Regions from separate parts of the Homo sapiens genome. Here region 1 is linked to region 2. Evidence: read pairs that join two places in POLR2A ChIA-PET (ENCODE). Cell type or tissue: GM12878. All regions are shown on one strand. Links, peaks and the distances in the headings refer to the core of each region. The heading gives the core; the rest is flanking DNA.

Region 1 (15,096 bases), core at 5,164-10,163, 150 kb before region 2:
GCCTGCTGCTCAAATATAAAATGCAACTTTGTAATATAAAAAATCTGAAATGATAAGAAAACATAATTCTAAGTATTCTTCTCGTATCCGTTTTTAATTATTTATTGTCATATAATATTTGATAAATACACGATAATATATATAACATATATGGAAGTTTTGCAGCATAATAATAAAATGAAAACTCATGACCCTACCACCCATCCTAGGTACTAAACCATTCTCAACATCAATGAAACAGCCCTGTATGTTTTTCTCTGATCCAACCCTCTACTTTCCTACTAGAGTTTGCATTTTTAACCATCTAAAATATGTTTACCACATATGTATGTATTCCTGAAGAGTATGTTATTTAGTTTTGCTTGTTTTTTTTTCCTTTGGTTAAAAAATGACATGATAGTGTATGTAGTCTTCTGAGACTTTCTGTTTTTCCCCACTTAAGGTTATATTTTTATCATTAAGCTGTATTGTATCTTGTACACCTAGATCATACATTTTTGCTGTTGCATAATATTCCATTCTGTAACTCTGCCACATAGTATTTATCCATTTTCATGAAAGTGAACAGTTAGGTTGTTTGCAGTGCTTTTACTGTTGAAACCATAAAACTAAAGCAGCCATGAGCAAGGTGTACTCTCCTGGTGCACATGAATAATTGTTCCCGCTTCCATCTATGCTTAATTTTTCTCCTTAATATTTCTTACTATTTAGCATTATGGGCGCATGCACCCACACACATACATAACATATCTCAAGGTTTTGTATATAAGTATATACAGGCATACACGCACATGCACACACACTAGTCAAAAATCAAAAATCCACAGGTGCTCAAGTACCTGATATAAAATTGCATTTGCACAAAAAATTAGCTGGGCACGGTGGCGGGCACCTGTAGTCCCAGCTACTCGGGAGGCTGAGGCAAGAGAATGGCATGAACCCGGGAGGCGGATCTTGCAGGGATCAGAGATTGCGCCACTGCACTCCAGCCTGGGCGACAGAGCAAGACTGTCTCAAAAAAAAAAAAAAAAATTGTATTTGCATATAACATATGTACATCCTCCTGTGTACTTTAAATCATCTCTAGATTACTTTTAATACCTAATACAATGTAATGCGATGTAAATATATATATTCACACACGCACAAATAATTAGCTGGATTCACAGTTGGAATATAATATTTTTGTCTATTTTTTCCCTGCTGTATTCTCAGTACCTAGAAAAGGTACTCAGAAAGGGCTCAGAAAATATTGAATGGATGAATTAACGAATAGGGTTTTGTTGCTTGATTGTTAAATAAATAAATTATCATGTTAGGACTTACTGTTGATGCAGAAATCATCATGGAATATTGAAAAGACACTGAATAAGTGTCTTCTCTCTACATTCAGTTATTCAGTGTGCTTAGGTTATAGTCCCAGATCTGCCACCAACTAGCTGTGAAACTTTGGGCAAGTTACTCAATCTTTCTGATTCTGATTATGAATATTTATATGAAGTTAATAGTAATTTCTGTGTATTGTGATGATTGGCATGTGATATTTATACAAATGCTTTATGAACCATGAACTGATACATAAGTACATGCTGGTTGTCATTATTCCTATGGTAAATGTTCCTCACATTTACTGAGATTTAAAAAATAAGCATGAAGTTACTTGGTTTCACGTCAAGAATTTTTGAGGTTGGGCAAGCAGACTAAGAGAAAAATAAGAGACTGGAGAGAGTGAAAAAGCCCAGCTCTGGGGGCCTAATCTGGTACACTTTGTTTTGGATGTGCAGTACCAAGCTTTTGCTGCAAAATCAAGCTATTTTTAACCTCAAGTAAGCATAAAGAATCTTTTTTAAAGTAGGGCAACCAAGATAGTGTGTTACCCTTTCCAATAAGCCTGCCTAAATGAAATATTCATCTTTTATGTCAAAATAAGAAGTGATATATATAGTTGAGCACTAAGAAGGGATAGAGTCTTCTGAGGGTGAATCCTTCAAAAGTCCTGCATATAAAATAACTATAGCAGAAATATCCATTAATATTGAATTAAATTTCTACATTGTAGATAAATGAGATTTTCTCTTTTTTTCTTTTATCTCAGACTCTCATGAACGGGCAAAGGCAGAGGTGGTGATGTCTGAGAGAAGTTTTTTACCTCCCTGTTTCCAGAGTAGTGCAATGGAAAAAACACCCCTGGATTTGTGCTGCTCAAAATTAATAGCTTTGGCCTCCACTTTATCATCTGTAAAATGGATTAATAAGAGAATATTGTCCCACTCCTAGTGGTGTAAGAATTAAGTATAATAATGTGGGTGAAAGCCCTGTGTAAACTGTACAGCGGGATGCAGATGCTGATGTTATGAGATCAGGATCAAGAGACCGAAGCTCAAAGCAAATGTGTGTATTTGTATTCTGAGAACCAGACCCTGGGGAAAAGCATGAAGTGAGCCTTTTACCACTGACTTCTTCCTGTCGCCCGTGCCTTTTTTTGTTGTTGTTTGTTTGTTTTTTTGTTTTGTTTTGTTTCCGAGACAGAATCTTGGTCTGTCGCCCAGCCCAGAGTGCATGGCGCGATCTCGGCTCACTGCAACCACCACCTCCCAGGTTTAAGCAATTCTGCCTCAGCCTCAGAGTAGCTGGGATTACCGACGCACGCCGCTACGTCCAGCTAATTTTTGTGGGGTTTTTTGTTTGTTTGTTTGTTTTAGTAGAGACGGGGATTTCACCATGTTAGCCAGGCTGGTCTCAAGCTCCTGACCTCGTGATCCGCCCACCTTGGCCTCCCAAAGTGCTGGGATTACAGGCGTGAGCCACCGCGCCCAGCCGCCCGTGCCTTTTATGAGGTCTTCCTTCTTTCTCCCTCATCTCATCTTTCTCATGTGTTCCTGGCACTTCCGTTTAGCCACTTACTGAAGGTCTTCTTCAGCACAGACTTGGCAGTTTTGTTTCCCTGGAACCGAAGTCCCCCCTGCCCTACGCATCTATCCTGTGTTCCCTTTCCCCCACAGTTTTGGCCCTGGCCTCTCCTTCCTAAAGCAATATCAAGGACAGCAGAGGGGGAGCCCAAAGCGTTATTTGGCTTCATGTTCACTCAGAGCCGCAAGTACTGAGTTTTGATACAATCTCTGGTTGAGTTTTGCATGGTCACAGAGATCCACTGATAAGACTGAGGAAGAAAAGGTCCACCTTTTCTTTAAAAAGCTAAACTAAAGCTTTAACTTTTTTACAAGTTGCACACAGGTGTTTTGACATTTTTACATATGCCAGGAACCATTTGGAAAAAGCACAGGCCTCTCTCACTCTTTGACAAGGTCTGGGTGATAGAGTTACTATGAGATCATTGTTAATAGATGCTCATGGAGTAGTGTCTATGGTTTTAATTCCGTGTTTCATAGTCACAGTGAGAATTTCAATAGATCAGTTAGGAGAAGAAACAGTGGATTCCTTAAGAAAAAAAGAGGTGTTTAAAAACTTTTTTTAAAAAATGAAGTATGAATAGCCATGTATGGATTGGAGCTGGAACGGAAAGCCAGCTCTAGGGGCCTTCTGCCTTCTTGACTCTCTCTTTTGGCCCCATATAGTTTCTCTCTTACTGTCTCAGCTTCTCTCCACATTCTTTTCCATTCGCTTCTCCGTATTTCCTGAGCCAAATTCCAGAGGAACTTAGCTTGGCTAGCTTAGCTCATTCTACTGCCATTGTTGGGTGAGACCCTTTGAATAAAGCCACCCACTGGTTTCCGGTCCACCTACTCTTGATTCAACCAGCAACCAGTGCTTTGTGGTGAACAACCTGGCCCTGCCTCCGTGGGAAGAGCTGAGAGTCTGCAGGTTTCCAGTAGAACAGAAATATGAGTAACAGATCCAGGACACCAAAGTGTCAGGTCCCATTGAGCATGAAGGAGAGAAATTGCTTTGAGCAGATCAATGTCTCAGCTTGAAAGGCCCCCGCAAGACACAACTGCACAGCCCCATTTCCTCCCACCTCTACCATGAAAGATTGTTCCTGCAGATTAGACATAAGTCTGTCTCTCAAATATGTATTCCATTTCCCAAAGACTCCAAAAAGTGGGCAAATCATTCTGGTCTTGGGGCTGAAGTGGGAAGGCTCTTTTTTCTTTTTCTTTTCTTTTTTTTTTTTTTTGAGACAGGGTGTCTCTCTGTTGCCCAGGCTGGAGTACAGTGGTGCTATCTTGGCTCACTGCAGCCTCTATCCCCTGGGCTCTAGTGATCCTCCCACCTCAGGCTCCCAAGTAGCTGGGACTACAGGTGCACCACCACAGCTGGCTAATTGTTAAAATCTTTTTTGGTAGAGGTGGGGTTTCTCCATGTTGCCCAGGCTGGTCTTGAACTCTTGAGCTCAAGCGATCTGCCCGCCCTACCCTCCCAAAGTGCTGGGGTAACAGGCCTAAGTTACTGTGCCCGGCCGGAAGGCTCTTTCATAAAAATAAAGCAGCTCAAAGGAATTCACTTAAGATTGTTAGAATTTGGATCCAATATTGAATTTTTTTTCCATCTCAAATCCTAGATCCTATTCTTCCGCTTGCCAGTTGTGGAACATTGAAAAAGTTATTTAAGTCTCAGTGGTTTCATCTGTGTAATGGCCGTAATGCTAGTATCCACTTCTACATTTTTGTGAGGATAAAATGAGAGAGCACATGGAAATGCCAAGCTTAGTTCCTGGCACATAGCAAGTATTCAATAGATTTCACCTGTTTTTATTGCTTCTGCTTGATTGCCTCATTTATTATCTCTCCAAATATGTCATTTAATCAACATTTTTTGAAGGCTTACTCTGAGAGATATTTCACTGAAGCACTTAAGGCACCCCAAAATTACTTAAAATACCCAAAATGAAAGTGATTTAAAAATTTTAACAACCATCTTAACAACCATTAGCATTTACACTAATGTTTTCAGCAAAGTCTTTCTCTACAAATGCAGAATCTTATTATATAATATGAGTAAATTCTGGTATGCTCTAAGCTACAAACTAAATAATCTTTTTAAGTTTATAATTGTGAATCTATGTAACTGAGATGGAATTTTATTCAAAAAGTAATTTTTAAATAATGATAAAAGTTCATAGCATTGAAATAGATTGAGAAATTGTGCTGAAAGAGACAATGTCAAACTTTAGAAAGCACACACAGCTTAAAAGTTATGAATCTGTGTAATTTTTGCATGACATTTCTTCTCAAAATAAATATAACACTTTTTTTCTCTTGAATGAAAAATTCTGTGCTAACTCATATCCTCCCAAACATTTCTTGCCCACAATAACTTATCAGTGTGTGTACAGGATGGAGGAAAAAAATGCTAAGGAAGTAGTTTTCAGTTTCAAGTTTCCAAAGGGTTATTATAAACAACCATCAGTGTGTTTGAACAATGGGGCTTTTTAGTTAATTTAATTTTTTGCTTACCTTTGGATTGGCCTAAATACTTTTTCATTTTAATCCATGCTAAAATGCACTGGAGTATGGTTAACATAAATGAATCTTAGATAGTTTGGGGCGCTGGGTCATGAGCAAGAATGCTAATTCTCACATAGGCATTCAAAAAACTTTTGTTGACTGAATGTGCTAAACTGTACATGTACATGGTCCATGGGCAGAGGATGTGTTAACTGAAGGACATCTCTAGAACAAGGCTTTCAAACATATTTTAGAGAAACCCACATTAAAAAAAATTTTTTTCTATCACAACCCATTACCAATAAATATACGTGTGTGTGTGTATTCACATAAAGAGTTGAGACAAAAATTTTGCAAAAATATAACTACCAGCTACAAAGTATTCTGATAATTATCTTTTTAAAATTGTCTTTCATTTTTCAAAAGGGATGCTATTTGTGACTTACTGAATTGGTTTTATGATCTACCAGTGGATTATGACCTGTAGTTTGAAAAACATTTTTAAAAGCATATTTCTTACATTAGCATGCGTTGTTATTTTGCATAATTTACCTAAGCATTGAACCCTGAGAAAAAAGCTTTTGTGGTTATTTTCTTTTGTAGATTTTTCCAACTTTGGAAAATTGGAACTAAATTTCTTGGTTAATACTGATTTTTAAATTTAGATTAACTTAAATTAGCTTTTGGTTACTGTACTTCAAAAACAATCTATTCCAAAGACCTGAATTTAAAGAAATTGCTTAAATTTGTTTTACCAAAGTATCCAAACATGAAATAATAGGTTTACACCTATCTGAAACATGAAATAATTCAATGATTAATGAAAGCCTTTAAAAAATAGGAAATTATTAATTAGGGATTACAGTAAAAATAATGACCTTAAAGTGTCTGACATGCCGGGCGTGGTGGCTCACTCCTGTAATCCCAGCACTTTGGAAGGCTGAGGTGTGAGGATCCCTTGAGCCCAGAAATTCGAGACCAGCCATGAGCAACATGTTAAGACCCTGTCTCTACAAAAAAGTACAAAAATTAGCTGGGCGTGGTGGCGCACACCTTGGAGGCTGAGGTGGGAGGATCACTGGATCCCAGGATGCAGAGATTGCAGTGAGCCAAGATCATGCCGCTGCACCTGGGTGACAGAGCAAGACCCAGTTTCAGAAAGAAAAGAAAAGACAAGAAGATTAAAAACTAATCTGAGCCAGGTGAGTGGTGTGCACTCGTAGTCTCAGCTATTCAGAAGGCTGAAGTAGGAAGATCGCTTGGGTCCACGAGTTCAAGACCAACCTGGGCAATGTATCGAGACACTACCTTAAAACAAAACAAAACAAAGCAAAACAGCAATCAAAAAAACCCAATATGAGAAAAAAGTACCTCATCAAGCTACTGAATAACTTGAGCACACTCTAGCATCTGTTCTGTTGCTTATTTGTTTTTGCTTTTACTGGCATCAGGAATTATTTCTATAGTTCCTCTGGTATGTTCCCCTGACATGGGATATGCCAGGCACATGTTCTTAAAAACAATTTCTTAACATAAAGAAATTTCGCATTTCAAATCCTTAAGAGTTGGAGAACTTAAAATCTCATACTGGAATGAAAATTGCTTCTTCTGCTTTCAAAGGCCTTTTGATTAAGGGCTTACTTACTACCCTGTCTCTACTAAAAATACAAAAAGTTAGCTGGGCATGGTGGTGCACGCAGGTGGTCCCAGCTACTCGGGAGGCTGAGACAGGAGAATCGCTTGAACCCAGAGGCCAATATAGTGGGGGTGGGGGACAGAGATGGCTCTTAAAGGCAATGATTTGGCCAGTTGTCAGGTTCAGGAGAGTTCTATTAAGGAGACAAGCTCCCAGGTGTTTATTGGGTGCCTATGGAGTTTTAGCCAGTCTTCTGCTTCTAAAACTATTAAATATTAAGCTACCTTGGGATGCATTGCAGAACCTCATTTTATTTTTCCCCTGTGGCTTCCATGTGGCCCTTTATATGGCCTAAGTGGGGCAGTTATGAACCACATCCCCTCTCACCAGGCACAGTGTGTTCCTGGTGCCGGAGAGGTGGTGGGGCAGGTCTGAAGTCTCATGGGAAGCAAATACTCAGTCCACATTGATTCCCAGGCCTGACTCAAAAGGGCTGTGTGATTTGAGGAATTACCCTCATTGTGCTTCCCCATTCTCAGAGAGTAAAACCACAGGGCAGTTCTGGCTGACGGGTTTGCACCTATCTGGTGTCTGCTCCACTGTTTCTGTCATGTTGAGTCACAGGGCATTCATTAGTGACTGCCTTGTGCAGTGCAATGATGTAGTGAGGAGTCCGTAGCCCTGGGCCTGAGTGGGTTGATCCTGGTGGGAATTTCAGTTGTGGAGCACTGGCTCTGTGAGGCTGGACACATTACTTTAGTCTTCCAAGCACCTTAAGTTTCTTCATCTAGAAAATGGAAACAATAGTATCTACCAAGTAAGCTTGTTGAGAAGATTAAATAAAAACTAACAAGTGGCTGGGTGCAGTGGCTCACGCCTGTAATCCCAGCACTTTGGGAGACTGAGGTGGGCGGATCACTTGAAGTCAGGAGTTCGAGACCAGCCTGGCCAACATGGTGAAACCCTGTTCTATTAAAAATACAAAAAATCAGCTGGGCGTGGTGGTGCACGCCGGTGGTCCCAGCTACTTGGGAGGCTGAGACAGGAGAAACGCTTGAACCCGGAGGTGAAGGTCGCAGCGAACCGAGATCGTGCCACTGCACTCTAGCCTGGGTGTCAGAGACTGTGTTTCAAGAACAACAACAACAGCAACGACAACAAAAGCTAACACGTATCAAAGGCTTGTGTGCCAAGTACTGTTCTAAGCACTTTTTAGCTTTACATGTGTTAACTCCATGAATATTTACAGCAACTCTATGAGGTAGTTGCTGTCATCATTTCCATCTTACAGAGGAGGAAACCAAGGTTGATTTGCATAAGATCACACAAGTAGGAGGTGGCAGAGCAAGGATTAGAATCCAGGCAGCCTGACGCCAGAACCTATGCTCTTAATGCAAAATATTCATGTAGGAATTTAGGAACATAAAACTGTTTTAAAATGGTTCTACTGCATCCAAAATTCATTCAATGAATATTCCACAAATGTTCCTCAGTGCCAACTGGGTGAGAAGCCCTGTGCCAGGTGCTGTGGGGAAGCAAAATTAAGTAAGACATCGTTGTTACATATAACAGAGAAGAAAGATTCAGTGGCACCCCTACAAGGGGAAGTAGTACAGGGTGATTGCTGCAGGAATTTGGGAGTGGGGGTTGGGCAGAGATTGGGAGTTCTGGTGTTGCCTCTGATTGGCTGAGGGTGGATAAAACGAGGGGAGAGGTCAAAGATATTGCTGAGACGTCAAGAAGGGTGGAAATCTGTCTGAAAACCAAAAGGATGAGAACTCAAAAAAAATGGTGATCCCATGAACAGCATGGAGGGATCCAGAGGCACTGGAGTGGCCAGGAGAGGAAATGCCAAGGTCACCTGAGGACCTCGTAGGACTCTGTGAGGTCCAGTGGGGTGGCAGGTGGTCCTGGTCATGCTCAGCTTCTCTGTATACCCCGAATTACATCATATAGACAGTGCTGTTATTGAGCTGAACATGCAATACGTGCTTGTTCGTCATTAATTCATTCCACAAGTGTTTAATCAGCATCTATTTTGTGTCATGTGCTCTTAGGGTCTGAAGCTTTCTCATCTCAGAGTTCACATTTACTGTGAATTTGGAGAGGGAAGCCTTTTAATCTATTAGTCTTCTAGGTTTTATCTTTTTCTTTCTTTTTTTTTTTTTTTTTTTGAGACGGAGTCTCGCTCTGTCACCAGGCTGGAGTGCAATGGTGCGATCTCTTGACCTCATGATCCGCCCGCCTTGGCCTCCCAAAATGCTGGGATTATAAGCCTGAGCCACCACGCCCAGCCAGTTTTATCTTTTTCTTTCTCAGTTTTATACACTGACTATCGTTACTGCTAACTCCTCACATTAAGGGTGCCCAGGGCAAGAGCGTAAGTGGAAGTCTAGTTACAAGGCACGTTTTAATTTTTAATTTATAAATCAGGATCACAAACAAGTAAAAAATGTTCTACCCTCTTACTTTGATAAAAATACCCACTAAGGACTTGGAAGGCCAGGTTGGAGTTTGTGATTGTCAGTTGGCTTGGAGAAGCGCACCAAGACGTGGCAGTTCGGAGGGACAGTACTGGCCGGTGGCCGCTTCCTGCTACACAGTAAGGGACCTTGGGAGCTTGTGTGGGACCATCTCTGCCTGTGAGTTTGAGCTTTGTTCACTCCCCATACCCCTCTACTACTTCTTTGCCATCCTCTGGAACTAGAGCAGTCTGCCCTTGACCCAAGAGAGAGGCTGCAATTAGCCTTAGAAGTAGGATTGCCAGGCGTGGTGGCTCATGCCTGTAATCCCAGCACTTTGTGAGGCTGAGGCGGGAGGATCGCTTAAGGTCAGGAGCTTGAGACCAGCCTGGCCAACATGGTGAAATCTCGTCTCTACTAAAATACAAAAATTAGCCAGGCATCATGGCGGGTGCCTTTAATCCCAGCTACATTGGAGGCTGAGGCAGGAGAATCGCTTGAAACCTGGAGGCAGAAGTTGCAGTGAGCCGAGATCCCAGAAATGGGGACACAGGCTCTGGGTGGACATGTCCTTTTTGTCTAGTAGGGAGAAATGGATGAAGGAGGCCAGAGGGTGGCCTTTAACTTGTGGAGCTGAGGTTAGGGCCCCACTTCCCTTGTGTTCAGTAGTAGCACCAACCAAATGGAATCTTGTCACTTGTACCCTTGCATTTCTCAGGTCAATAATGACAACATGTATTTTCCTACAAGTTGCATGGTCACTAGCCTACCTCTTGAAACCTGTCCTAAAGTTTTCAAATACTCATTTTTGTAGACTTTGCCAAAAAAAAAAAAAAAAAAAAGCAAAAGCAAAAGCAAAAAGGTAGTCATGACTCCAGTCTTATTGAAGGCAATTGCAAAAAAGAAAAAACAAGTTTCAGGTTTTTAACAGTCAAACCAAAACCAAAGAAGATGGGCTTCATTTTGCTGCAAATTCTGTAGACATTGCTTTTACACATAAATTCAGGGAAACCCCTGATTTGCATTATTACATTTTTCAGTTTTCTGTAATTTATTTCCCTTTTGATTTCTCCTAATCATTAATTTCCTATATTTGTAATTTGTCTTCAGTTATTAGAGCTGATTTGTAGCATCCCATCATTTGCTGTGGATCTCCATCTGAAAATCAGAAAACAGTTTTTTTTTTTTTTAAATGTGACTAATGAGGGCTTTGCCAATTCAAACGATGCACTGCATCCATTATGCTGGGCATTGCTCTTACCCCTAGAAATATTTGAATAAATAAGACCTGATTATTATCCTCAAATTGCTCAGTCTGGTGGTTGAGACACATAAACATATCAATTATAATAAAGCACAATAAGTGCTACTAGAGGGGGCTATGTGAGGAGAGAGGACTGCAAAGTTGATCTACCTGGGGGAGTCCGCGAAGATTTTAACAGGGAGTTGGCATTTCAGCTGGGGCTTAACAAGGAGCAGGAGTGTGCCAGACAAGTGAGAAGACCATTATTGTTCATTTTCCTTGTGAATTATTTATTTTTGCTACTTAATTATGACTCATGAGATATCTGGGCATTATATTCCGTTGCCCATAAATCCAGATTTTCTATGTTTTCTCATTTTCAGCCCAGCATTTCACATTTGGGAGATAGTTTCTTAGGTAACTCTCAGTGTTAACATCTATAAAATGGACCTAACAGTGCCTACGTATAGACTTGTTTTGAGGATTTAAGGCAACAATGTGTCTAAAGGCCATGCACTGTGCCTGTGGCTGAGCCAGAATGTGCTTGGACACATGTCATGGAACTTCAACTCTTGTGGTTTAACCAAGTTGGAATTTGTTTTCCTGGGATGTCAGGAAGTCCTGAGGAACATATAGGACTGGTGCCTTGGCTCTCAGATAGGGCCAGGGTCTTGAGCTCCTGCTAACTTTCTGCTCTTGGCCTTTTCACACTTGTTGAGTCATGGTCACGAGATGGCCACTCCGCCTCCAGCCTCCTGTCCAGTGCAGGACGAATAAAGAGGAAGGAAGAAGGTAGTGCCTTTGTCAGGAAAAGCAAAAATTTACCAGGAAATCTCTATCAGACTTCTGCTTATGTGTCAGAGGCCAGAGATTTTTGACATGGCATCCCCTGATTGTAAGGGAATCTGAGAAGGCAAACATCTTTACTGGGCATTTTGGCATCCTAAGCGATACTGGGGTTCTAAATTTAAAAGGAGAATGGCTATTGTGTAGGCAACCAGCAGTCTCTGCTACAGCCTGACACACAATTAACACTCAATAGTTGGCTATGGGTTTGGAGTTGAGGTTACGTTGCTCCAGATCTCTCAGGGGATTCAAGATGACATCTGGTCTACAGGCATGTATCTTATTCTATTACTATGAATATATTCTCAGTAAACTATATTACATTCATTTGTTAATATGAATAAGTATCTATACATGCATATTATAAACTATATTCTTCTGGGTTTATATAAAATATTATTTTATTTTACATGAAACCTTTCTTCCAAAGCCTTTCGGGCCATTTTAGGAGACTCAGTGTATTTTATAAATTTCAACCTCCTTTAAGGAGCATCATCCTTATGTTCTATAATTGTCATAGGGTTGTTATGATCATACCCCCTCAAATGCTTTCACAGAAAATTATTTTTCTTCTTATGCCTAATGCCAGAAACTGACATAGATATCTGAGCCAATGGTCAGTGTCAACTCCAGAAATAAATGTTGTGAATTTTCAACATGCTGTGTAATCCAACCTTTCTGAAATGACTGATGCTGTTTTAAAAGAAAGAAGTAATCACAGTGTATGCTGTGCTTTATGACTTGTCATCATTGTGGATCAGAGGAGAGATACTGGCCAGATCTTGGACTTGGCTGAGTCAAATAGGATCTGAGTACCGAGTTGCTGTCCTCTGTGTGAAGTGGCTCACACACCTTCAGCTGGAGGACCACAGTACGTAGGGATGCTGGTTGTAAGATTTCATATCCTTACTTTGCAGTCCTCTGGCATTTACTGTGTGCTATAGAGCATAAAAAGATGGAGGACATATGATTGCCATGAAGGTGGTAGAAGGTGGTTAAAGACATAGCCTTTGGTTCGGTCCTAGTTTACTCTGCTTTGCCTCTTTCCTCTTTAAGCGTCAGTTTCTTCATGTGTGGAGTGATGGTAATTAATACCTACCCCTGTAGAGTTGTTTTAAGGATTAAGAAGAGATGATACATAGAAAGCAGTTAGCACAGAGTCAGTATTTAGGAACTTCTCAATAAGGGAAGCTATTACATGTTATTACTATCAGATCAATGAACTTATTCATTGGTGTGAAAAGGCACCTACATAAAAATAATGGAAGGTTAAAGTAAAAACAAGGAAGATATAGCAGAAAACATCTATACAAAAATTACATCATCATGTTGTTGATTTTATGTAAATGTCTTGGTTTGAATCTAATTGCTACATCTACAGTGACCTAAGTATCTAGTAGGTAAAATGAAAATTGTTTGAAAAATCAAGTTCTCACAATTATGTAGATAAGTTCTATGAAATTATCTAGATATTGATACGTTAATATAATAGCAAATCACGACATGATATACCACCCAGCTCTACTTCTTACCTGTACTCAGCTCCCATTCTAACTGCTGTGCCTCATGGGAGGGAGTATATGCTGTTTTGATTGATAGTATGGGCTTTCTAGTGAGGAAGACCTCATTGAAACACTGGCAATTGCTGAACTTTTCTGCATCCTTTGTATAATTAAAAACAGAATTATCTACCTCAGTGTTGTAAGAATGTTTTGTTTTGTTTTTTTTTTTAATTATACTTTAAGTTTTAGGGTACATGTGCACATTGTGCAGGTTAGTTACATATGTATACATGTGCCATGCTGGTGCGCTACACCCACTAACTCGTCATCTAGCATTAGGTATATCTTCCAATGCTATCCCTCCCCCCTCCCCCCCCACCACAGTCCCCAGAGTGTGATATTCCCCTTCCTGTGTCCATGTGATCTCATTGTTCAATTCCCACCTATGAGTGAGAATATGCGGTAAGAATGTTTTAAGAAAATGCCTCTTAAGTCCTTAACAAAGTGTCTACCATATATAAAGCAGTTCATAAGTGGTTGTTATTTTTATTATTGGAAATTTATGCTGCATTCCAATGAATGACATTCTAGTCTTTCACTTAGCTTATTAATAATGTACTCAAGCATCTTGAAAGTATTTCTATGAACAAGATGCAGTTTATATACAATACAGATGTTTACAAATCAAGCATTGGTTAGATCAGCATTTCTCAAAATGTGGCGCAGAGCTCCCTGGGGGTCCCAGGAACTCATGTACAGGCATCTCTGAGACACTTTCAGGGGATCTGGAAGATCAACTTTTTCTTAATAGTATTACAACATCATTTGTCTTTTTTATTCTCATTCTTTCATAAGTAGACAGTGGAGATTTCCAGAAGCTACATGATATGTGATATCATAGTAGATTTAATGCAGAAGGGGATATTCAGCTACCTTCTTTTATTTATTTATTTATTTATTTATTTATTTATTTGAGACGAGTCTTGCTCTGTCACCAGACTGGAGTGCAGTGGCGCAATCTCGGCTCACAGCAACCTCCGCCTCCTGGGTTCAAGCAATTCTCCTGCCTCATCCTCCCAAGTAGCTGGGACTACAGGCACACGTCACCATGCTCAGCTAATTTTTGTATTTTTAGTAGAGATGGTGTTTTACCATATTGGCCAGGATGGTCTCAATCTCCTGACCTCGTGATCTGCCCACCTCAGCCTCCCAAAGTGCTGGGGTTACAGGACTGAGCCACCGCACGCGGCCCAGCTGCCTTCTTTTAAGCCAGGTTTTACAACACTCCAAAAATATAAAACAATGCCTCTCTACACTAAAATTTTTTATTTTAGAAAATATAATTATTTTTCATAAACAATTATTTACTTTACATATAATTGGTTTATTATTCTTTTGAAATAAATGGATAAAATATTTTATAATTTCTCAGTTTTAATTTGTAACATGGTAAATGTTGACAGATACAACTCACATAAACAAAAACTCTTTAGAATATCCAATAATTTTTAAGAGTGTATAGGAGTCTTGAGATCAAAATATATAAAAACCGCTGGATTTGATCATATGGAATATTATGTAGTCATTAAAAAGTCACAGAAATATATTTGTTGATATGGAAAACTATTCATAATATATTAAGTGAAAATAGCAGCTTACAAAATGATGTGAGATATTACCCTATTCTTGCTTAAGATGTATATACATATAAATGAAAAGATGATTTTAAGTATTTTATGTTTGTTTTGTCTGCATTTTCTGTCTTTTCTCATAATGAAGATTTCTTTAACAATAAGAAAAAGACAGAAATAGATAAAACTTGATTTTGAAAAATAATTCAATTCACAAAGGATCCATTAGTTGCTGTAAGCAAACACTTATGACTCTGAAGATGTATATTTCTTCCTCTATCTGACTCCAATAAAACAAATTATTTGAAAACAATACAGTACAAATTCTAATCAAATTTTGCTGCATATTTTTGGGATAATTTGAAATAATT
Region 2 (15,096 bases), core at 4,016-9,015:
CTTACATCTCTAACACAGCCCTGATTCAGTTGTTGTCATCATTTGTTCTTAAGTCTGTTTTATTCATGAGACCATGAGGTTTACAGGGCAAGGACTGAGCTCTGGTCATCTTGGCATCCCTGGTTACAGCACACGAAGGACACTTGGCAAATGTATATTAAATGAATGAACATCGTGCTCAATGGCATTATCTAGCCTTGCCATCCTGCTCTTTAAATTTCTTATAGGCCATTGGTACAATAGCCATGTTTTGAACTCATAGAAGGCCAAATTAAATCTGGGCTATGCTAATCTTGAGGCCTCCATATCTAAAGGAAGGAGGAAACATATTCATAGAACACTGAATTGCATAGTACTTGGTGAGCACTCAGTAAATGTTCATGAATGAATAATCCATACAATAGTTTTGGGAGGTAGGTAGTAGTAATACCCCCTTAAAGATGAGAAAAAGAGGTTCCAAAAAGCTTAGTAACTTCCTAAGGCCAAAATAGTAGTAAGCAGGGGAGCTAGATTTGAACTCAAATCTGTTTGGCCCCAAAGCCTGTGTGTTTTTTTCCAAGCCTAAAGGAAAAAAGAAAAAGGCAACCTTTGCTGCCAGCAAAGGCTGAGGTGACAGCCTTGGGCTACCACCACCAGCAGCCTCTCCTCTGTCCCTAGGCACTGTTCTTCAGGGGCTTCTCAGTGGGTTTTGGGGAGTTCAGAGAGACAGGCAGCATTTTCCTTTAGAACCTCTGGCTCTTTCTCCCATACCCTCTAACCCACACAGACTTGCTTCCACTTGCCTGGTATCCTCAGCCCTGGACTAAGCAACCCTACCTGTGGCTCATTCCTTCAGATTCAACACTTGGCGAAGTAACCTGATGGACTCACCTCTATGGACTGAGTAATAGATGCCCCCACTTTTCTTAGGTGACATGCTTATATTTAATAAAGCTCTGTTCCCTGGAGACCAAAAATCCGTGCAGAATGGATGTAGCAGTTAGTGAGAATTCCAGGTGGCAGGTTGGGGTGGAGGAAGAAAAGAGAGAATCTAGGACAAAGGGACCTATAAACTTACCTCATTAGTGGGTGTTCACTGAATGCTCCCTTTCCCTCCCTCCCTGTCTCTCCCCATCTCTCTTCACTTGGAACATCACCCCCAGCCAGCAGCACTTTCTCAAGCTTTTTGTTCGGTCCCTGTCAACCCAGGGTCCCAGGAGGCAGAGGGAGAGGGAATACAGATGAGTTTATAATCAAGAGAAAGCTCTGCAACTATCCAAACCTCTACAGCAGTGACTTGGAAACAAACAAGATAATGTATAAAAGACAAGTGTGTTCACAGGAGGGTGGTGGCCTGTAAATGGAAGTGATTTGCCTGATAATACCAATGAGCTGGCACTTATTAAGCACCTACTGTGTGCCAGGAACTTCACAGTTTACATAATCCTGGAAGTGACTATGAGGTGAGAGCTACTGACGTACCCACTCTATGGATGAAAAAACGGAGGCCCAGAGAGGTTAAGTAGTTTTTAACCAGCACGTAAGTGCCATGTGACCTAGGATACATCACTATCTGAAATTGCATCTGGCTATCCACTCCCCTCCTGCTCACATTATTTTGTTTTTACTCATAATATCTCCATTTGAAATTATCTTGTTGAATGTTTGCTCTATCAGTTCCGCTCCTCTCTTCCCTTCCCACTCCAGGACAAAATGTACACTCAGTGATGGCAGGGACCTTGTCTGTCTTCTTAAGTGATGTGCATCCCCAATCCATGCACACACAATAGGCCCTCAGGAAAGATTTCAATGAAAGATATGATGGAGTTGGGATCTGAAAACAAATCTATGTTGATCTGAAAACAAATCTATGTTGCTCCAAGGTTTTTAGCCACTAGCCTATTTCACCTTCCTCGACTCTAGTTAGCTAATCTGCAACATGGAGATAAAGGCACCCAGCTTCCATGGGAGTGGGAATGTTCATAAATGCCCTCACACTTTGCCTGGCACATGGAAGTGACTCTAAATGGTCTATTTAGTAATATTGTTATTGTCCCTTCTTTCTTGAAAACATCCTGTTTAGCATTAAAGACTTTCCTATGCAAAGCAGAACTAGCACCGACTGAGTTCATCTTAAACAGGCTGTTCTGAAAGGAATTTTCATAAGAAATGAAAACATTTGGCTTCTATCAAACTCTGGGAACACCCAGAATTCTATGAACCTGGGCCTGGGCCTGGGTCTTGGCTTAGGGACCTGCCTGTTCTCAGTCGTCACACAGTGTGAATGCCCTAATGGGCCCCAGGGGACAGCTGCAGCCAAGAGGCCTCATTTCTCACACACCAATCTTCTCAATGACCAGATACAATGGCTTTGCCTGGCCCTTCCCCAGCCTGCCCTTCCCTAGCCCAGGAGCACCTTCGTCCCCAATACCCAGACTCTGCAATCACATTCCAAAGTTTTCAGGATTAAGAGTCCTGTTGTCTAAGTCTGTGTCTTCAAGTTACCAACTCAACCCATTTGAAAGAAAAGGCATTTTCTTTACCAATATCTTTTCCTTGCCCTATCCTCCACTGACTTTTTAACTACATTTTCCAGCTTGGGGGTAGATTATCTTTGCCAATTTTGGCTTTGAAAGAGTTAGCTCTCTGGAAATTGGACCCTCCAGGAGGTATTTTAACTCTTTCAAGCCACAGGAGACCTTTCAGTGTTTAGTAGCTGTCCTGCTCATCTAGATAAAGCCAGACCACCCAGGCCAAAGCTAACGCTTGACTCTTCCTCCAGCCAGGAAGTCTCTAAGAAGAGAGTGGGGAAGGGGTGCTCAGGGGAGGGGGCATAAAAGTTTGCATAAACTCATTATGAATTTTGGGAGCTAAGACACCAGTGTTTAGGCCATAGATTCTCAGTCCATAATTCCTTTGATCAAGGAGCACCCTCTCGCTGAGAGGTCAATTTGAGAATAACCAAACAAACAAAAAGGCAATATAAGTGTGGGTGCCACAAATCCCTAGACATCAGAGGACAGGGATGTCAGTGTGGATTGGAATAACTGAGGAAGACTGCATGCAAGTGATGGATCTTAGAAGAAGCATTGGAGACCAAATGAACATCAGGTAGATAAAGAACGGAGAGGACAGTCCAGATAGGAGGATCAGCATAAGCAAAGGCCGCAGAATGGAAGTGTAGGGGTGGAGGTGGAGGTGGAAAACAGAGTACGTAATTGGGGAGGGTGGAGAGACTTGGCAAAAGCCAAAGTTTCTTGCAGAATAGTGGTGAGAAATAGGGCTGGAGAAGGACACAGCTGTTCAGCATATGACTCAATAACATTTACTTAACCTAGTTCCTTGCCCCTTGAATGAGAGATGGAATGTTCTTCATCTTGAAATAGCAATTTGGGTCACAAGTGAGGGATTTTGAAACCATACCTAGGTTCAAGGAAGGAAACAGATAGTCCTTTGCTAGGCATTCTTTTGCTTGCCCTTTAAATATTGGTGTCTCTCAGAAGTCAATCCTTCCTTGACTTCTCTTTCTGAACATCCTGTCAAGGTAATTACATCTACTGCCATGCCCTTAAACTGCCACCCATATGCTACATCTGCCAAGTCTACGTCTTTGCCCCTAGTCTTTCTCTTGGGCTCTAGACCAAGAGACTTTTGGAAGTGTTTTCTAATCACTTCAGTATCTCTGTATTAGTCCATTTTCATGCTGCTAATAAAGACATACCCGAGACTGGGCAATTTACAAAGGAAAGAGGTTTCATTGGACTTACAGTTTCACACAGCTGGGGAAGCCTCTCAATCATGGTGGAAGGAAAAGAGGAGCAAGTCACATCTTACATGGATTGCAGCAGGCAAAGAGAGAGCTTGTGTAGGGAGACTCCCATTTTTCAAAACCATCAGATCTTGTGAGACTTATTCACTATCATGAGAACAGTATGGGAAAGACCTGCCCCCATGATTCAATTACCTCTTACTGGGTCCCTCCCACAACACATGGGAATTCAAGATGAGATTTGGGTGGAGATACAGCCAAACCATACCAGTCTCTTAAATTGAGCATTATCTTCTTGCTAAGACCTACTTTACTCTTGAATTTCCTACCTCTCTTAAAGCTTCCTTCCTTCCTTTCTTCCTTCCTTCCCTCCCTCTTTCCTTCTTTCCTCCATGAAGCATTAATTGAATACTTGCTATTTTCTAGAGACCACATTAAATGACCTTTTGCCTTTGAGGAGCTCATACTATAGTGGAACAATTAGATGAGTTCAATAATTAATTTCCATTCATTTAAAAGCTGTTTCTGAAATAACTATGTATAAAATAAGTATCCATAAAACACTGAGATAAATAGAGGTAGTCAAACAGTAGGCTCAAGAAAGACCTCCTTGGTTAAATGTAATCAGAGCTGAGTCTTTAATATTGAGGAATTAATTGGACAAAGAAGAGAAGACATAAGAAATAGTGTTTGAATAGGACACAAAGAAGAGTGAGCAAGTAATTTTTGAAAAAGAATGCTCATAATAACAAAAGTAATGGCTAACATTTATTTAGCCTTCACTATATACCAGTTACTAAGATAAGCACCTCACATGTTTGCTTTTAATCTGATACTCAGTATAACCTCAGAAATAGGTAGCAGTAGCTTACCCATTGTGTAGTTCGTAATATTGAAGTCCAGATGAAAACACTTGCCCTTGAACTTTTGTGAATAAGTAGTTGAGCTGGAAACCTAAGTTTCTCTGGCTCCAGAGCCTGGATAATGGAGAGGTGCAATAAAGAAGGTTAGGGCAGTAAGCAGAAGCAGGATTCTAGAGGGTCTTACATGCCTTAGGAAAGGGATTGAGTTTTATCTGGAAAGAAATGAGGAGCTACTCCAGGCCTCTAAGCAGAGAAGTTACCTGAGGCAAATCTCCATTTAGCAAGGTCACTTATGGCAAGGAGTCCAGGATGAATTGGGGGTTGAGAGGCAAGACTGGAAGCAGATGGCTCCATTAGAAAGCTACTGTCAGCCGGGCGCGGTGACTCAGGCCTGTAATCTTCACACTTTTGGAGGCCGAGGCAGATGGATCACCTAAGGTCAGGAGTTCCAGACCAGCCTGGCCAACATGGCAAAACCCTGTCTCTACTAAAAATACAGAAATTAGCTGGGCATGGCGGTGCACTCTTGTAATCCCAGCTACTCGGGAGGCTGAGGCAAGAGAATCACTTGAACCCAGGGGGCGGAGTTTGCAGTGAGCTGAGATTGCACCACTTCACTCCAGCCTGGGTGAAACAGTGAAACTCCATCTCAAAAAATAATAAATAAAAGAAGGCTACTGTCATAGTCCAGGTGAGCTTCATGAGCCCTGGAGAAAGAGGCAGAATGGAATGACTCTGTTACACTTGGGATGTCAAGGGAAAGGGTGGGTCAAGAACAGTGCTGAGGATTTAAGAAAGTCAATTCACTTTTTTAAAAAAATATCACTCATTTCATAATTCAGTCAACAAACATTAAGTGTCTGCCTTGTGCTAGGACCATACTAGGTTCTGGGGATAAAACTGACCAACAACATATAGTCCATGGTCTCAAGGAGCCAATACTCTAATGATGGAGCTAAATAAAAATCATCACAGGTAATAACTGTGAGAGAAACGTACAAGTACATCATACTGGGCTTGGGGAGGCTGAACCACAAGTAGGCTCCCTGAAGGAGGGAATGTTCCTGATTCTTCTCTTGATTGGTAGTCTCACATTTCTAATGATCAACTGGTCACCTATGCTGGCTGTTCCTCAGACATTTCTAATCTATGTCCAGAATTAAAATTGAACCCATGCTCTCACCTCCAACATACATTCCTCCTCTCAGGTATCATATTTCATGTCCCGATCAAATTATTCATAAAATAAATATATTCTTTGAGCATCCATAAAGTGCCAGGTATTGTATCAAGCAAGCTTAGATAATTCCAAATGCAAATTAATATTTTCACTTTGATTTTAAAATAAAAAAACAGAGGTCATGGGCATCTGAATTATGTTTTCTGAGACAACATCACAAAACTTAATCTAAGTATTATTAAGAACACTAGCTTTCACATGTTTGCATTTTTTAGCACCTGTAAAAATTATTGTCCTCCCTGGAATAAAATGGATGAACAGGGCTCTAAAGCATGTTTTACTAGTTGGAAAGCAGAAACACCAGTCTCCTGCTGCAGGGCAAAGTCCACTGTGAGGTGAGAGTGACATTGTTCACCCCTTAAGATCTAGCTCCAAATGGAGGAAGCAGGCAGGGGGTGTCAGACGGGCCCCATGCTTCTGCCACCATTCAGCCTGGCCGGACAGTGTATGATTAGAACAGCTTGTGATGTCCTCGTGATAAAGACTGAGATATTTAATGGAACATTTCTACTGAGCACAGCTGGGGATCTTTCACACAGATCTACCCTCCTCCAAGGCTGTTCAATCTTTGTGTAAAGGCACAATTCTCAGCAGAATCTGTGTGATTAACCAAAGAGGGGAAAAGTGGAGGTAAAGAAGATTCTAGGGACAATACAGGAAGGCCCAGAGAGGGGTGTCTCCCACAGAACTGACCACAGAGACTTGTTCCTAATATGCGGTCCATAAATGCTCACTGAATGAATGAAAGTGAATGCATGGAGGGAGGGTGGCAGGAAGGCTGTTCAAAAGCTCTGGGCTGGAGGGACGTGGCAGAACCCATTACAGCTTTTCAATAAGGTGGTTTCAATTACACACCTCTTTCTTTGACTCACTGGTACTTTATGCCTGAAGTACTAGGGAAGGGGAAGAACAGAGGCTGAAATGTCACAATTGGCCCTAGTAGATTCTGAGATAAGTGCTCTGGGGGACTTTTGCCAAATTTGCACTCCATGAGACACCATGAGAGAGGTCTGAGCAGCTGCAGATTTCTATAGAGAGTTCCTGTCACTGAGCTAAACTGTGGAGCTCATATTTCCAGTGCTGTAGCAAAGGAAAGAGGTGACTGGGAGGCAATTTCCAAACATAAGATCCCATACAGATGTTTCTAAACAGTGCTCCCCAAATCCCAAGACCCCAAGGGAAAACCCTGGCTGCTATAACCCAAGTGCCTTTTTAAGGCCCACGGTGTACAATAGGCCTTGAAAAGTCAGTACCAGTACACTGAAAGCTCATGCCCCAGTTAACAGAAAGAACCTCATTTCCACATCTATTGAGATATGTCATCTGTGTCAGACTCATTTAACCAATGAATTAATCCCAACTGGAAACATTTACTGAGCTTCCAACATTGACAAATTTTTGTTTCTCTTCAGTCCTTGGTTGAGTCTGCAGCCAAAAGTCAAAGCACAAACTTGCCTTTAGAAAGTGAGTTCTTGATTCTAAAGCTCATTCTGAAAGAGAAAGCACTTTTCTCTCATGAGCGATCTTGTTCTCACAAGTTAGATAATTTAGATAAGTCTCTGGGGTTTGGAAAAGCCTGGAGAACACTCCGCAGTCCAGGGCCATTGAACAAACGGAACTGTTTAACCTTGTAAAAGTTTGCACAATTCTCACCATAAATATGGTCAGAAAATGGGAGCTTAATTTTCAGATGCAAAGGTTCTAGGCTGCGGGCCCAGAGCCCAGACACCCTTGTGGGAATGGTGGTTACAATAGGCTCGGAGGTATAAGCAGGCCCTGGAAAACATTCCAGTTGGAAAGACATGAGTACTGATGCGGAGGTCACAACTAGAGCTTACAACTGAAACAAATGAAGGAAACATAACCATCTCAATCTCATGGATGTCTCTGAGGCCACTGGTCACTGCACTGCTCCAGGTTGCCTGTGTAATCATTGCGCATGAAGTGCAGGCCCCGCCATTTCCTCCTGGCCTGTCTTGCTGGACTCCTAGACCAGCTTTTCACAAAGGGTGTTTTTGCTGCTACTATTCAACAAACAGTGCTGGGCAGAGGCTGAGAGGGTCAGAGCAGCTCCTGGGCCAACCAGGCCTGCAGGAAGGAGGAGGGTTATGTATGAGGTCTCAAGAATCCAGGTTCACATGCAGGTTTGATTCAGTTTCCATCCTCACAGCAGGACATTCTCCCGTGTTTTCTCTCCTTAGAAGTGATTTTGATTTCTCTCTTTTTAGTTTAACTGCTGTTATTTAGTTGATGCTACATTTGTTCTTACTGAAGTTTGATAGAATTATAATTCCTAACAGTATTTTCAGAATACAGTTTTGATGTAATTCTTATGAATATATTATTTACATTTCATTGGAATCATAAAGTTAGATAGCTTAAAAGTAGTGTATTCTGGCTGAAGGAAGAAGTCCATCCTTACTTAAACCATCACTGAAGGGTTGTGGTGGGGTCCGCCTCTCTCTGTTGGCTGAGCTGGTGCTTGGAGCACAGGCAGGCACAGCAAGGGCTTGGCTCCCAGGCCCAAAGTGAGAACTAGCTCACCGTGGCAATGGCTTTAGTGTCTCAGATGTGGGTAGAGACCCATTACAGCCACAGAGCCTGAGTCTGAAATGTGGGTACCTGTGGAGTGGCCACAGCTCCAGGATTGTGGCACGCATTGGGTTGGGGGAGGCAGTGGTTTCTTTCTCAAAGCAACCAACAGCATCCACTTCTTATGGAAGGAAGGGGTTACCTGGTGGGAATGGCCATTGGTTACCTCAGTGTCAAGAGATGTCACTGTCCTCTGGGTAATAGGTCCTGGGACGATGTTGATTCCCCTCACTTGGCCAGTAGCCTCCTCCTTTGTTCTTTGTTCTTAGGATGCCCTGGCATCTCAGGTATACCGGTCTCACCAGCAACCCTTTCTATGTGGCTCTTCTTCATTTTTTTTTCACCACTGTGCTGCTGCTATTCTTCAATGAGCCTCTGAGCCTTCTCTGAGATATTTTGTTTTGTGAATAGTGATCTACATTTTTTTTTTTTTTTTTTGTGGAGGGGATGAAGGCTAGTATCTCCTACTCCACCATCACTTACCTGAATAAACTTTGATTGGTTTAATCACACACACACACCCCTAAACAACAATAACAGCATCTCAGCTAAACGCAGCAAACTTTTATGAGTTTAGCCCTACCTAACTTCATAGATCACTTTAGGGCAATCCTTTGTTTCTTAATTCACAACCTTTTTCTCACTTTTGTTATTTTGTTCAGGATATTATTCTTGCTGCTTAAACATTTCTCAACTTTATGCAGTAAAAAATAAAAAGTTTCCCTTTATGGCCAAAGAGGAAAACAAAGTTATTCACTGTGTCTCTAGTTGTTTTTCATCACACAGTTTTTTTGGGATCCAGAGCTTAACATTTTGCCAGAAACAGAAGTTGGTTATTTTATTTATAAAACTCTGTTCACTTAGCACTTTAGTAAATATAAAAATTAAATGTACAAAAATATTTAAAAGAAGAATGTGAGAAGGCTGATGGAGAGAAGAAGAGCAAAGTCACAGAAGCACGACTGGCCACACATATGCCGTGACTACAAATTGTGAAGCATTATTAGAGCATCAAGGATAAGGATGTAAGACGGGGCTGGGAAGGTTAGCACAGCACAAGGCATTGTAGGTCTCTATATAATTGGGTTCTATTTAAGGGAAAGAAGAAAATGTGTGTCAGAAAGATCATCCTGTCTAGACAGGGGAGCCTAGGTGGGTGGGGCAGGCCTGAAGGTTGGCAGACCAATTAGGAAGTTGTTGCTATAACCCAGATGAGAGAAAATTGTCTTTAACTAGGGCACAAAATACAGCAGTAGGTACAGAGGAAGGAACAAATTCCAGAAACATTTAGCAAGTCTAGAAGAAGAGGCATTGTGTCAGTCTGTTCTCGCACTGCTATAAAGAAATATCTGAGACTGGGTAATATATAAGGAAAAGAGTTTTAATTGGCTCACAATTCTGCTGGCTGTACAGGAAGCATAATGGGGAGGCCTCAGGAATTTTCCAATCATGGTGGAAGGCAAAGGGGGAGCAGGCATGTCACATGGCTAAAGCAGAAGCAAGAGAGTGAGGTGGGTCAGGGGGGTGGTGCTACATGCTTTTAAGTGACCAGATCTCACAAGAACTCACTATCTTGAGCACAGTACCAAGAAGGATGCTGCTAAACCATTCATGAGAAATTATCACCCATGATCCAATCACTTCCCACCAGGTCCCACCTCCAACATTGGGGATTACATTTCAATATGAGATTTGGGCAGGGACACACATCCAAACTATATCAGGCATATTCCAAAAAACATTCAGCAAGTCCAAAAGAAGGGGCATGTTCCAGAAACACTTAGCAAGTGTAGAATAAGTGACATATTCTAGGAACATTTAATAGGTAAAATCAATGGAACTTAGTGAGGAGTCAAGAATGGTTCCCGGCTTCTCATGCAAGTAATTGAATGTATGAGGGAGCGGCTGAGATGGGGAGTTGTCGAGGCTGAGGAGCAGGTTTTGAGAATAAAAACTAACATTTTTTTTCTCTTTTGCCATAAAGGGAAATTTTTTATTTTTACTGCATAAAGTTTAGAAATGTTTAAACAATGTGCAATGAGGAGGGGGATGGCATATATCACAATAAAAGACCATAAACTAGGTCCACCCACTCACCCATAGATGAGTTATGTTTTAAATATATTTGATGTGATACGATTAACTTTGGACACCTTCCATGTACCTTGCACACCTTTGATCTCTGCTTAGGCCCCACATCTCAGCTTTGAATTCTGTGTCCTGAATTGACTAACTATTTTATGCTTTCTGCTTGTGATCTGGGACTGGCTTCTCAATTCTGGATCTCAATGTATTGGTTATAGGGCATTTATTTGGTGGTTGCAGTTTCTGAGTATGTCTTTGACCTGAATGTGTGATTTGTTATAATGATGACTTCCTTGTCTCGTGGTTCTCTTTGAGCCCCAGTGGCAATCCCTATCTACAGAGGTTAGGAGGAACTACTCTTAAGGGAGTTACCCAGGCAGTTCTGAGCTGCCTCTTTATAAAGGAATTTGAGAAGGGAGGGAATATATCTGGCTGTTGTACCAGGATACTTGTGGGTTTCCCTGGTTATTTATTTGAAAAACATCAGCAGACATTGATCAAGTGCCTGCAATGCACCAGGAACTAGAGATTAGCTGTGGGTGAGATAAGCATAGCCCCTGCCCTCTGTTATTTCATACGTTAGTTGGAACAAGAGACAAACAAGTATACTTAGAAAAATAAATCCTCCTTCCCTTCCTCTGCCCTTTCAGGGGTTTGCTCTGGAGAGGGGATGATATCTCTTGTACCAAAAGCCATTCTCATATAGAAATTCAATGAGATGGGTATTTGCCTAAGAATTAGTTCTGACCCAAGATTTTTAAAAATATTCTTTAGTTTCATGTTTTCTATTTCTTCTTAGTGTTTCTGTAATGAAAGAAAGTATCACTGGTAGGTGGGACTTTGTATTGGACTGGTAGGCCCTTGGGGGTGGAAAGTAAACATCTGTCTTTGCTTCTTAGAATGCTCCCTCTAAGGGGATGGTGTGGGCCATGGGGGTAATGTTGTGTTTCTCTTTCCTAGACTCTTCTGTCAAAATTCCTGAGTGTGAGAGTGCATGCAATTGTGTGTGCCTGGTGGCAGTGTGTACATATCCTCTTTGGAGATACCCACAGAAGCCCAGAATATTGCAGGGAGAAGGAGAGGGTGTCTCTTCCATTTAACGTAGTAGAGCGATCTCAAGGGAACATTAAGTAGACTGTTCTGCTGAAGCACTCATTCTCCAATTCCATGCCCCCGCAACCCCAGTTTCTACAGATTATACCAGATGAATAACCTAGGCTGTAAGACACATATTGATGATGACTCTTTTGCCCCATGGATAAGGGAAAGGACAGATTCTCCTTTCCACACTGAGCTTAACTGAAAAATTTCATCAAAGAACAAAACAAATTTTGCATCAAGCTTCTGCACATCTATTAGCATCCCTTGATAGCAATATCTAAGATAACTAAGTCAAAATATTAACAGCACCTACTTCCATGGCCTCCTGAAACACAGGGCAAACCATTTGCTGCTCCCAGGATCATTCTCTTGGTGACAATTTTCTGTCCCAAGGGATCTTTCTCCTACAAATAATAACCACCACCAAAAATCTCATTTTAAAAGAAAGTAAGGAAGGAGGAAGGGAAGTGAAAATTGGTCACAATCAAAAAGAAAGATGGTAGGAGACGTCTGATGCAGAAGCATGTGAATTTTGGAGGCCATGCTGACCTAGCACAAGCTGCTAATGAGGAATGTCTGCCTAGAAGTCTGCCACTTCCTCTGGAAGCCAGAGTAGGGGCTGCACTGCCTTGAGGGGCTGCCAGGATCTATGAGGCAAAGCCCATTCTATAGAAGGTAGTGGGCCATTTGTGGATCTTAGACAAGCTATTTAACCTCACTGTGCCTCAGTTTCCTCATTTGTAAAATTGGGATAATAAACCTACCTCATAGAATTTTTAAGAAAACCAATTAAATGAGTTATTATTTGTAAAAATTTTAGAACCATCAGTGCTTGGCACATAGAGTGCTGAGGAGTGCTTGTTCAAAAGTAGGTCCATTCAGTGTGCCGAAGTCACTCTCATGCAGAGCCATGAGGTACAGCAGCGGGCAGCTGAGTTGCGTTTAAGGACCCCCAGACCTGCCTGTGGCCAGCACTCTCTGAAGCAATGGGCCATAAGGCAATGTGCGATGAGGAGGGGAATGGCATATATCATGGTAAAAGACCATAAACTGGGTAGGTAAGGGCTTAGAGGGCTGCACAACTTATTACTCAATTTGCAAGACTGAGATTCTAAGGTGATTTTAAGTAGCCCCAGGTTGATAAATCCCTCCAGTGCTCAGATCATCCCTTGGCCTCTAAGCTACTCCTAGAGCAAGCCTGAGCCATTCTTTTTATTGTCCATATGAGAGAGGTTCTAATCTGTTTGAGCTCCATAAATACTTTTCTAGTTTTGCAGTCACTTTCTTTGTCAACCAGATAGGTGTCCAATAAATTCTTGCTGAATGGCTGTTCCTGCTATAAGAATCCTGGTTTACAGAAGAGACAACCACAGATTGGGAGAAAATATTTGCAAACCATACATCTGATAAGGGGTTAATATCAAAAATGTGTAAGGAACACAGACAACTCAATAGCAGCAAACAAATAACCTAATCAAAAACTGTGCTTTCTCAAAAGAAGACATGCAAATGTCAACAGATATATGAAAAAATGCTCATTACCACTGATCATCAGGGAAATGCAAATTAAAACCCCAGTGAAATATCACCTTACACCTGTGAGAGTGGATATGAACAAAAAGATGAAAGAAATAAGCGTCGGCAAGAGTGTGGAGAAAAGGGAATCCATGTGCACTGTTGGTAGGAATGTAAATTAGTGCAACCTTTATGGAAAACAGTATGTAGATTCCTCAGAAAACTAAAAGTAGAATTACCATATTATCCAGTTACCTCATTTCTGGGTATGTATCCAAAGGAATTGAAATCAATATGCCAAAGAGCTACTTTCACTCCCACGTTCACTGCAGCATTATTCACAATAGCCAAGATATAGAAGCAATCTAGGTGTCCATCATCAGATGAATGGATAAAGAAAAAGTGGTATATATACACAATGGAATACCATTCGGCATTGAAATATCAGAAAATTCTGTCATCTGCAATAACATAGATGAACGAACCTAGAGGACATTAGGCTAAGCAAAATAAGTGAGGCATAGAAAGACAAATACCACATGATCTCACTTACATGTGGAATCTAAAATTTGAACTCATAGAGGTAGAGAGTAGAGCGATGGTTACCAGAGACTGGGGGACGGGAGGGGATGGAGAAGGAAAGGGGAGATATTGATCAAAGCTTGCAAAGTTTCAGTTAGACAGGAGGAATAACCTTTACTGATCTATTGCACAGAATGGTGACTATAATAAGTAATAATGCATTATGTATTTCAAAACTGAAAAACAGTAGATTTTAAATGTTTTCACCACAAAAAGTGATAGGCATGTGAGATAACGGATTCGTTAATAGCCTGATTTAGGTCAGGTGTGGTGGCTGACGTCTGTAATCCCAACACTTTGGGAGGCCAAGGCAGGCGGATCACCTGAGGTCAGGAGTTCAAGACCAACCTGGCCAACACGGCAAAACCCTGTCTATACTAAACATACAAAAACTAGCCAGACGAGGTGGCACACACCTGTGGTCCCAGATATTTGGGAGGCTGAGGCCCGACAATCACTTGAACCCGGGAGGCAGAGGTTGCAGTGAGCTGAGATCGTGCCACTGCACTCCAGCCTGGGTGACTGAGCAAGATACCATCTCAAAAAAAAAGAAAAGCCAAATTTAATCATTCCACCTTGTAAACATATATCAAAACATCATATTGTACCCCATAAATACATGCAATTATTATTTGTCAATTAAAAATAACAAGTTTTAAATTTTAATTAAAAAACTGTAAGAATCCTTGTTACTTGTCATCTGCTGTCGTTGGTATTGGGGCTGTTACTCAGATGAAATAACTTTGAGTCCACCTTCTTAGTTCCTCTTTCCACCTCTTCTATGGAGCCTGTCTTCTGCCTGTAACTTTCTATCTCCCCCTCTCTCCATTCCATTTGCTTCATAGCAGGGAACAACACAATGCATTCCTTCTGCAGTTCCTTCCTACCATGCCCCGACAATATCTCTAATAGATGAGGGTGCTCTTCTCTGCTGAATTCATTAAGTGGCCTTAGTAATTTTATTCAGCTGTGGCCAATTCATCATTCTCTACTGTTCTCCTCGAGTACTTTTCCCTTCCTCTCAACCTGAACATCACATCCCATACCTACACCAATTTATAATTTACGACTGACCATCATTGATGTCCAGTGAAACTTTTAAAGTGCTAATCCCACAACAGTTACATTTTGACAAAAACATCCCCCAACCCAGACATGACTGATGGGATTGGTCAACCACTCGTTTTCAAATACTTATTGAAAAGTTATTTTAGACCCAGCTTCCATCTGTTCCAGAAGTTAAAAATAAAATGAGAATTCAATTAAAAGTATGCACACAATCTACCCAGAGTTGTGCCAGATCTTCTGAGAATATCCTACTTTCCAGCCGATCAGAAACGGAAGTGTGCCTATGCCAATAAACACCTTAG

What was found. Peaks named below come from ENCODE experiments on the same cell type or tissue, not always from the same donor. Only the 100,000 strongest peaks of a DNase experiment are listed, where the experiment ranks them.
Region 1: POLR2A ChIA-PET joins it to region 2 with 6 read pairs; 3 of 35 experiments call an interaction of 5 or more read pairs at or near these places.

The regions. Positions count from the first base shown.
Region 1 is chr11:110,790,037-110,805,132 of GRCh38, forward strand. No RefSeq gene overlaps it. Among named protein-coding and RNA genes, the nearest start is that of ARHGAP20, 85 kb to the left of the region's middle. In GM12878, for the core only: no CTCF peak of the experiment used is centred there; a DNase peak (open chromatin) is centred at 7,565.
Region 2 is chr11:110,945,036-110,960,131 of GRCh38, forward strand. No RefSeq gene overlaps it. Among named protein-coding and RNA genes, the nearest start is that of LINC02550, 140 kb to the right of the region's middle. In GM12878, for the core only: no CTCF peak of the experiment used is centred there; a DNase peak (open chromatin) is centred at 6,836; H3K4me3 peaks cover 431 bases.